2 separate regions of the Homo sapiens genome follow, and region 1 is linked to region 2. A link is an interaction called in ENCODE POLR2A ChIA-PET data of the cell type or tissue named here. Cell type or tissue: GM12878. All regions are shown on one strand. Each heading gives the region's core, and the rest is flanking DNA. Links, peaks and the distances in the headings are about the cores only. Region 1 overlaps ADK (adenosine kinase). Region 2 overlaps ADK (adenosine kinase).

Region 1 (4,402 bases), core at 95-4,094, 55 kb before region 2:
TACCAGTACTTTGGGAAGCCAAGGCAGGAGGATTGCTTGAGCCCAGAAGTTTGAAACCAGCCTGGGCAACATAGTGAGACCCTGTCTCTTTTTAAATTAAAAAAAAAAAAAAAAAAATTGAGTGCATCAAAAAATGTAAGCCAGGAAAAAAAAGAAAAAAAAATTGAGGACTCCAAATAGATTTTGTGTGAGTCATATTTATTAATATTTACTGTATTAGAAAATAAAATGATCTCAGAAAATTTCTGAATAAACCTACATTTTAACATATTTTCATAAGAATAACTATATATTCCAAACAAAAATATTAGTAGAGAGTATGACATTTAAGTTTTTGCTAATCTCTTTAATATCTGGTTAACAGAAGTCAGCTGGATTCTTAACATTTGCTTCAGTATTCAATCTGTTGTGATATCATACATTATGTAGTCTCTGGAAAACTCTACTGTCATTGAGAGTCAAAAAGGCAAATAATATATTTGAATTACTGTGAAGTAGTTTTGATTTCATAGAAGAGATTCCTTGAAAGAGCCTCAGAAAGGGCACCCCCAGTGAGTCTATACTTTGAGAACCACTGCATTAGATTAAGGGCTATAGCTGTCACTATGCTGGGAAGGTGGCCCTGTTCACTTTAGATAAGGTATAATTACCAGGTATGTGTCAGTTCTGTTGTGCTCACAGCTGTGGCTAGTGGGATAGGCCAATAAGGAATTCATGTTCTGCAACTTAGAAAAGATCCCGAACAGTGCTTATGTGAAAGCAAGCTGGCCAACAAGAATATTTTAGACTTCCCTAGTCAGATAAAGTACCACTGTGCTGATCCTTTTATGTAGTAATGGGCCTGAATTACATATCCCAACCTGTAATTGCTTTTTCATTGTTGGAAACAAGTTTTATATAAATGCATTAGACAAACTATACTAGCTGAAGCCTGACATGGAAGAACTAACAAAGGTCTCCAAAGTGAAGGCAGACTTATCTCCATATTAGAATACTGATAACTTAAGACCAAGATAGAAACCCAACCCAAGATAGATGGGGATCTGAAACCTGCAAAGCATGGCAGCTGCCCCTTTCTGGACCACCAAAAAATTATTTATTTATTTTTAATTTTTAAAAAGTTATTTTTTTTAGTAGAGACGGGGTCTTGCTATGTTGCCCAGGGTGGTCTCAAACTCCTGGGCTCAAGGGATCCTTCTGCCTCAGCCTGGGATTTTAGGCATGGGCCATTATGCCTAGCCAAGAGAAATATTTAAAAATAAAATAGTAAAGGGTCCACAGCCTACCTTCTACTATGAAAAGCATGATTTGGCCCATTTGATGAGAAAGAAAATGAACAAGCCCTTGAGACTCTCTTCTACTAGGCCCCTAACTTTTGAAGACTTAAAATAACCCAGTCACAGGTGTTGCAGACACCATTTTCTTCCTTAATTGGGAAGTCAAAGGCTCTATTTCAGATAATTTACTACAACAGTTTGGTGCCAGAGTATTTTTAATCTTTTTCCCATGGTATTACATCCTGACAGTGAAATAATATTTTATATTTGCCTACGCTTTAAAAATAAAAAGTCTGAGAGAATGGTCTCTATGAAATAAGAATTATATCCTATTCATCAAATAATTCTCTTAATATGACATTCCCATTACATTAACATCTAGACCTGGGCTTGTTAAAATATGGCCTGTGGGCCAAATCTGGCTAGCTGCCTATTTTTATAAATAGAGTTTTATTGGAATACAGCCACACCCATTTGTTTATATACAGCTGTTTTCACGCTACAGAGGGAGAGTTGAGCACTTGCAATGGAGGTAGTATGCCCTGCAAAGCAGAAAATAATTACTATTTGACCCTTTATAAAAAGTTTGCCGATTCCTGATTTAAACATGTAGTCTATTAGAACTGAAAGATATATTAGAGATTTTTTAGCTACTCCTTTTACTTTATAGTTGAACAAAATAAGGCCCAGAGAATTGAAAAAGCAGTACACGGAGCACACAGAAGACAAGAGGAAGCTTCCTAGCACATGGGATTCCCTCTTTGTTATTTTCCAGCTTACTCATTCCACACAAGGAATGCTCTGCCTAAAGCAAGAGTCCTGCCGAGTCTCTTAAAAGCCACATATGGTGTTGGCACAGAAACTGTTTTTTCAACACCTGGGTAACCAGGCTGTGTAGGTCCCAGGAGTGCACCAGTACCCTCAGCTTCAGCTTTAGCCAGTCCCTGAGGAGTTAGATCTGAGAGAGAGCCACTTTCAAGGCCCTGCCTCATTAGTCCCTGCTGCTACCGATCTAGCTCAGAGAAAACTGGTCCTTCTCTCATGCCTACTGCACCAAGGCCAGTCTTGAGTGAAGAGGCTTTGTTCAAAGAGGATTTGTTAATTAAGTCATCACTGTACTAATAAAACCCCAGAGCTTCAGCCAGTAGTAGTCTATGCTACTTTAGGGTTGCTGAATGTATATGTTTGTAACTAAAAGGAATATGTTCTTTTAGAAACAACTGATATGTTTTTTAAAGTATGAAAATAAGACATGGAAAATACAGAGTATCTAAATCATCTTACCCCCAGCACACTGGCATACTCACTCTTGCTACTTTGTTTTTGTTTTGTTTTTTGTTTTGAGATGGAGTCTCGCTTGCTCGCCTGCTCTTGCTCGCTCTGTCACCCAGGCTGGAGTGCAGTAGCGAGATCTCGGCTCACCGCAACCTCTGCCTCCTGGGATCAAGCGATTCTCCTGCCTCAGTCTGCCATGTAGCTGGGATTACAGGTACATGCCACCACGCCCGGCTAATTTTTGTAATTTTAGTGGAGATGGGTTTTATTGTGTTGGCCAGGCTGGTCTGGAACTCCTGACCTCAAGTGATCTGCCCCCCTCGGCCTCCCAAAGTGTTGGGATTACAGGTGTGAACCACTGTGCCCAGCCTCTCTTGCTACTTCGTAATAGCAGGTAATTTTATATTCTGATTTGTTTATACTCAAAGTCCTCAAATAAGTGATGAAGTTTCACAAAGTGAATGAACCCACTGTGTTAGTTTATTTTTCATGTAACATAATATATATAGTTTCAAGTTGCTACACTATTATACATAAAAGTGACATGAATGTCTTCACATGTAGATGCTCCCAGACTTTTGATTATTTAAATTCCAAGAGCTGAAATTGCTGTATAAAAGGATATGAAAACTTTTACCAATTTACACTCTAGCAATATTAAGAGTATATGACTACACCCTAAGTATCAAATAACAATTCTTTTAAAAAATTCTCCTATCTCACATATTCTAATTTGAACTTCTTTATGAAAGTCCCCTATGTCTTCTAACATATCCAGGTTCAACCTATAGAATTAATCTTCAGTAATTAGAGCTCAGCTGAGCATGGTGGTTCATGCTTATAATCCCAGCACTTTGGGAAGTTGAGGTGGGTGGATCACCTGAGTCCAGTAGTTCAAGACCAGCCTGGGCAATATGATGAAACCCTGTCTCTACAAAAAAATTTAAAAATTGGCCAGGTGTGGTGGTGTGCACCTATAGTCCCAGCTACTCGGAAGGCTGAGGTGGGAGGATCACTTGAGTCTGGGAGGAAGAAGGGGTTGCAGTGAGCTGTAATTGTGCCACTGTACTCCAGCCTTGGCAACAGAGAGAGACCCTGTCTCAAAAAAACAAACAAAAACAATAACAAAAAACACAAACTAGAGCTCATATTAGTCTCAACCACAACCAGGATGACACTGCCAGAAAGCCATTAAAAGTCTGATTTTAAAAGAAAAGCTCATTAATAAAAGCAAAAATGTACGAAGGTTCAAATAAGTTTGATTGAATGAGACATGGTTTCACTCTATTGCCCAGGCTACATTGCAAGTGGTATGATCATAGCTCACTGTAACCTCGAGCTCCTCAGCTCATGTGATCACCTGCCTCAGCCTCCTGGGTAGCCAAGACTACAGGCGTGTGCCACCATGCCTGGCTAATTTCCATATTTTTTTTGCAGGGTCTCACTATGTTCCCAGGCTGGTCTTGAACTCCTGGCCTCAAGTGATTCTCCAGCCTTAGCCTCTCAAAGTGTTGAGGTTACAGGTGTGAGTCACCCTACCAGGCCAAAAAAGCTTTATTGAAAGTATTTATGGTGATATAGAGCATGTAAGATATTGATCTTTCTGCATCTCTCGCAATAAAAAAAATCAAGCTAATGTGGTATTGATATATTATATAAAACCTGCTTAAAACCCACTTTAACATTCAGTCCATAGAAACCAACTCAAGAAAAATAATCATCCAGAATTAGCATAAATTTACAAATCTATATCTTAATAAAGTGTATTACATCAGGACTCTAAATATCAAGACACTCAATTTATTATACCTCAGGTTACCTACATTGCTTCAAGTCTTGTATAAATATTT
Region 2 (4,402 bases), core at 327-4,326:
ACTCTTTGTGCTTATACTTTAATTTTAGGACAGATAGAAAAGGGAGGCAATATTACTTTTCAACTCTACTTCCCTCTTGAAAATGAAAAAAAAAAAAAACTGCAGACAACTGTCAAGAGTCTCTACATCTTAACTCACATTCTTCCAAAATTATCTTTGCCAAGAGATATTAATAGAAGGATGGGATTTGAGCCTGAGTAGTGAGCAGATCCAACTCAACTAAAACGACTGTAGCATCAAGCCATGTAAGGCAGAAAGTACAGTCAGTGTCTTCAGCAGAAATTTGGGAAAACATTGGGAAAAAAATACATGTATGCACCTATGGTCCAATGTACTAATAACATATAGGTTAGAGAACCATTTTGAGGATTTAGAAAGGTCAAAATGTATGATTACAGCTAAACACTGAAGTCAACAGGAAGTGTTAAGTTGAAAGTACAACTCCTTACGCTATTTACTAGAGAAACATAAGCCTGACCAAGTTACCCTTAGTTCATGTAGACAAAAATAAGCAAATAAATATTGATCTTGACAACTGGTCAATTTGTGCAAGCAAGGTTAGAACTTTGTACATCACATAGTCAGTAACATTTGCTGGCGGTGATATCAAGGAATAGGAAAAGGTTCAAAAGCTATTGATGTAGTGCTTCCCAAGCTGTCACTCTGAACCAAGCAAATTCTTATATGAAAAAGACAACAAAAAAGCTATACTAGAACCACTTATTTATATGGAACTTCATCAGAGACATGAGAGAACCCCAGGGGACTGTAAGACAAAGTTCAAAGGAAGAATGTGTAGGACTAAAATTGCACTAAGCCATAAATGCTCAAAATTCACATACAGTAAAATTTTTTTAATGTCCAGTTTTGCTCAAATATAAGAAATTAACTGTAAAAAATTTATGTGTGTGTATATGTATATATATGTGTATATAAATATGTGTGTGTGTATATATATACATATATATTTTTTTTTTTTTTTGAGACAGAGCTTTGCTCTTGTAGCCCTGGCTGGAGTGCAGTGGTGCGATCTCAGCTCATTGCAACCTCCGCCTCCTGGGTTAAAGGTATTCTCCTGCCTCAGCCTCCCGAGTAGCTGGAACTACAGGTGTGTGCCACCATGCCCAGCTAATTTTGTATTTTTAGCAGAGATGGGGGTTTCACCATATTGATCAGGCTGGTCTCGAACTCCTGACCTCAGGTGATCCACCTGCCTTGGCCTTCCAAAGTTCTGGGATTACAGGTATGAGTTACTATGCCCAGCCCAAAAAAATTATTTTTAAAAATTAACTGTGATCTGTTATGGTATGGAGCTGACTAACTGCAAGAAGACACATATATAAATGTCAAATCATTATCTTTTAAGGAAACCAGGCCCTAGGACACTTCCATGTCTGTAAACTATTTCAAGCATCAACATATTTCTGACTGAGGAAAGATGTACTTAAAAAAAGTCAACTCAATTTTTTGTCTTAGTGCCCCCTCACACAGGTTTGCTGAGCTGTGCCCTATCACTAGAAAAGCTAAGCTTGTTGTTCTGTGGCTTAAAATGATCTTATCTTCTGACTTCCTCCCACCTTCCTCTGATCTTGGACTGGTGCCCCAAGTCACTCCATTAGAGAAGGCAGCTGGCTCATATCACTGCAGACTTTCCCACAGCTAACCTCTGATCTGAAGGTGTTTGTAGGTACAATGATGGAACAACATTTATTTTTCCCTGTCAGCAAAACAAACAAAACAACACGGGGGAACAGTTTGACCCAGTAAGAATTGTAAGCAGAATTTTAGTTGTCAGATTCATGACATGCAGAGGCAGAAAGAAAAGACATTAGGTCAGAAAGTAAGGAAGAAAGAATAGGCATAGTTGGTGGGCAGAAGAGCAAGACAGGTTCCAAATATCAGAGATAATTCCAAGTGAACTGATCGCACTAAATTGAAAAGGACTTTTTAGTGTGCCTTTGCAGTAAAAGTGAGAAAAGAAAACAAGCAAGTCCCCATCTGTGCTGCCCCAGGGCGCCTCGTACTGAGTTTCACAAATCTAATGAAGCAGTCAGGTTAAAATCCAACCACAGAGTGGATGTGACATGTGGAGAACAGCTCGGGTTAGAATAGAAAAGCAGGGCGGTTCCTAATGCAGGTGATTATCCGTGTGATAATCATTATATTTACAGGCTTTCCATTTTAGATCTGACATCAAAAATCACAAAGGAGGAGGGATTAAGGAAATAAACAACCGACACAGAGGCTTTCCTGCTCCCCTGAGAGTACAGCACTTTCATTCATGCATGACAAGCAACAAAAGCAAAACTAAACAGGCCAGGAAAGAGTATTTCTGAGAAGGCTGGATTTCACATTAACGCTTTTTTTCCATTTTGATAACTTTCACTATTACTCAGTTTCTCAGTCAGGTCACATTTTCAGAATCAGTTCTCATTGTTGTCTATGCTATAATACAGTATCATTTTTGGTTTACAATGAATGATACTCACATAATATGTCCTTTACAAAAACAGACCCATTTTTTCCTTCCTGGAATTGAGTGTTGTGAATAAAATGACATATAATTAAAGTCTTAGACTCTCATCTATACCACACCACTTAGGTTTTGCAGTAGGCTTGCTGCTTCAGCAACCAGGGTAAAACAACAACCAAATATAGTTTTTGAATGGAGGTTAGGGAAAAACTATGTTAATCAGATTAATGAAAACTATGGAATACTTACATTAAGAGCTATTTAAAGGGATCAGCAAGCCACTATTAAAAAGCACAATCCTCAGATTATGCAGGAAAGGAAAGAAACTCAAGTGCATGTTTGCGTATATGAAAGACAACTATGGAGGAGAAAACTTTCTCTATATTTCATCTGATAACACAAGTTCTTACTTATAAAGTAGAATTATCTATAATCAATATTAAACTAAAACCATAACTTGCCCATACTCACTGCAATTCCAATTATTTGTTACTAGTTATATAGAAACACAATGATTTCTGTATACTGACAAGCCAAGGGGGAATGGAGCCACCAGACCAGGTCTGTTTTCTTACTTTGCTTCTTCATCTCTCCATGCAACAAACATTTACCTCCTAAGTGTAGTTTTAGGCTGCTAGCATCTGTGTACATGTGTGTCATTGCTACAGCTGTTACAGGCCTTATAATGATATTAGACTTTGACTCAATAATACTATAACTCCTAAACGGAGTGGTATAGGTTAGAGATTAAGACAGGGGGGTGTCTGTCTTTCTCTACATATATGTATAAAAATCTCTGTATAATAAAAATTCATATAATTGTATATAAATTTAGAGGTATAATATTCTCCTTGAATGGCTTTAAGTGCAACATAGTACTGGTAGGAAGCAATTATAGCCAATGGAAAGAGTACAGGGTCTAGAATCAAAAGGCCTACACTAAGGTCCCAGTTTTACAAATTATTTGCTATGTAATCTTGAGCCAGTCACTCAGTACATCAATTTCTTCATCAATAACATTGGGGTTAACCATACCTATTTCGTTGCATTGTTGCTAGGAATAAATGAAATACTTTATGTGAAACTGAAATCATTTTGCCTATTGAATTCAAGTTCTTGTTAAGATCTCAGGATAAACAAATGAGTGTCAGAGCACCTAGAGTACTTTAATGATCTGTCCCATCTGTGGATTATATGTGTAGGAGGCAGTCTTCAAAATGGTTTTCAATGATCCTTGAACCTGGTATTCAAATCCTTGTACATTCTCCTCCCCTTGAATGTGCTCTAGACCTAGTGACTTGCTTTAACAAATATATGACAAAAGTGATGGTATGTTTTGTTCATCTTCTTGATCACAAGCCTTCTCTCTCTGAGCCCTCGCTCTAGGAGAAATAAGTTGCAATGTTGTGAGGACTATGGAGTGGTGCATGATCAATAACCAGTGAGGATCTGAGGGCTGTGACCGGACATGAGTGGGCTTGGAAGAAGATCCTCCCCTAGCTGAGCAGCAAGATGACTACAAACCTGGTTGACACCTTTATTAAAAGTCTTATGAGAGCCAGAGGCACCAAGCTAAGTAAGCAGTGCCTGGATTCCCTATCCCACATTTTATACATGAGGTTAACAAGAAAAACTCAGGTAATTTCACATTCAAATTATGTTAATAAAAACTTCAAAGTGGCCAGGTGCAGTGGCTCATGCCTGTAATCCCAACATTTTGGGAGGCTGAGGTGGGAGGATTGCTTGTGTCCAGGAATTTGAGACATGCCTGGGCAACATAGCAAGACAACAAAAACCAAAACTTCAAAGCAAGTGTGGTCAGCAAATCAGAGGGTAAGCAAATTCTGGAAAGAAAATTTAGATATATGCTATCTAAATGGCTTTGTATACCTGATTATGGTCAACCATTTCTTCAACACAGATTAACCG

Evidence for each region. Peaks named below come from ENCODE experiments on the same cell type or tissue, not always from the same donor. Only the 100,000 strongest peaks of a DNase experiment are listed, where the experiment ranks them.
Region 1: POLR2A ChIA-PET joins it to region 2 with 6 read pairs; 6 of 35 experiments call an interaction of 5 or more read pairs at or near these places.

What each region holds. Positions count from the first base shown.
Region 1 is chr10:74,638,075-74,642,476 of GRCh38, reverse strand. The region is part of intron 9 of ADK (adenosine kinase); the gene reads right to left. It also overlaps the pseudogene NDUFA8P1. Among named protein-coding and RNA genes, the nearest start is that of ADK-AS1, 110 kb to the right of the region's middle. In GM12878, for the core only: no CTCF peak of the experiment used is centred there; a DNase peak (open chromatin) is centred at 2,196.
Region 2 is chr10:74,583,435-74,587,836 of GRCh38, reverse strand. The region is part of intron 7 of ADK (adenosine kinase); the gene reads right to left. Among named protein-coding and RNA genes, the nearest start is that of ADK-AS1, 56 kb to the right of the region's middle. RefSeq lists an enhancer at 2,144-2,313. In GM12878, for the core only: no CTCF peak of the experiment used is centred there; DNase peaks (open chromatin) are centred at 1,626 and 2,316; H3K4me3 peaks cover 1,387 bases; H3K27ac peaks cover 2,749 bases.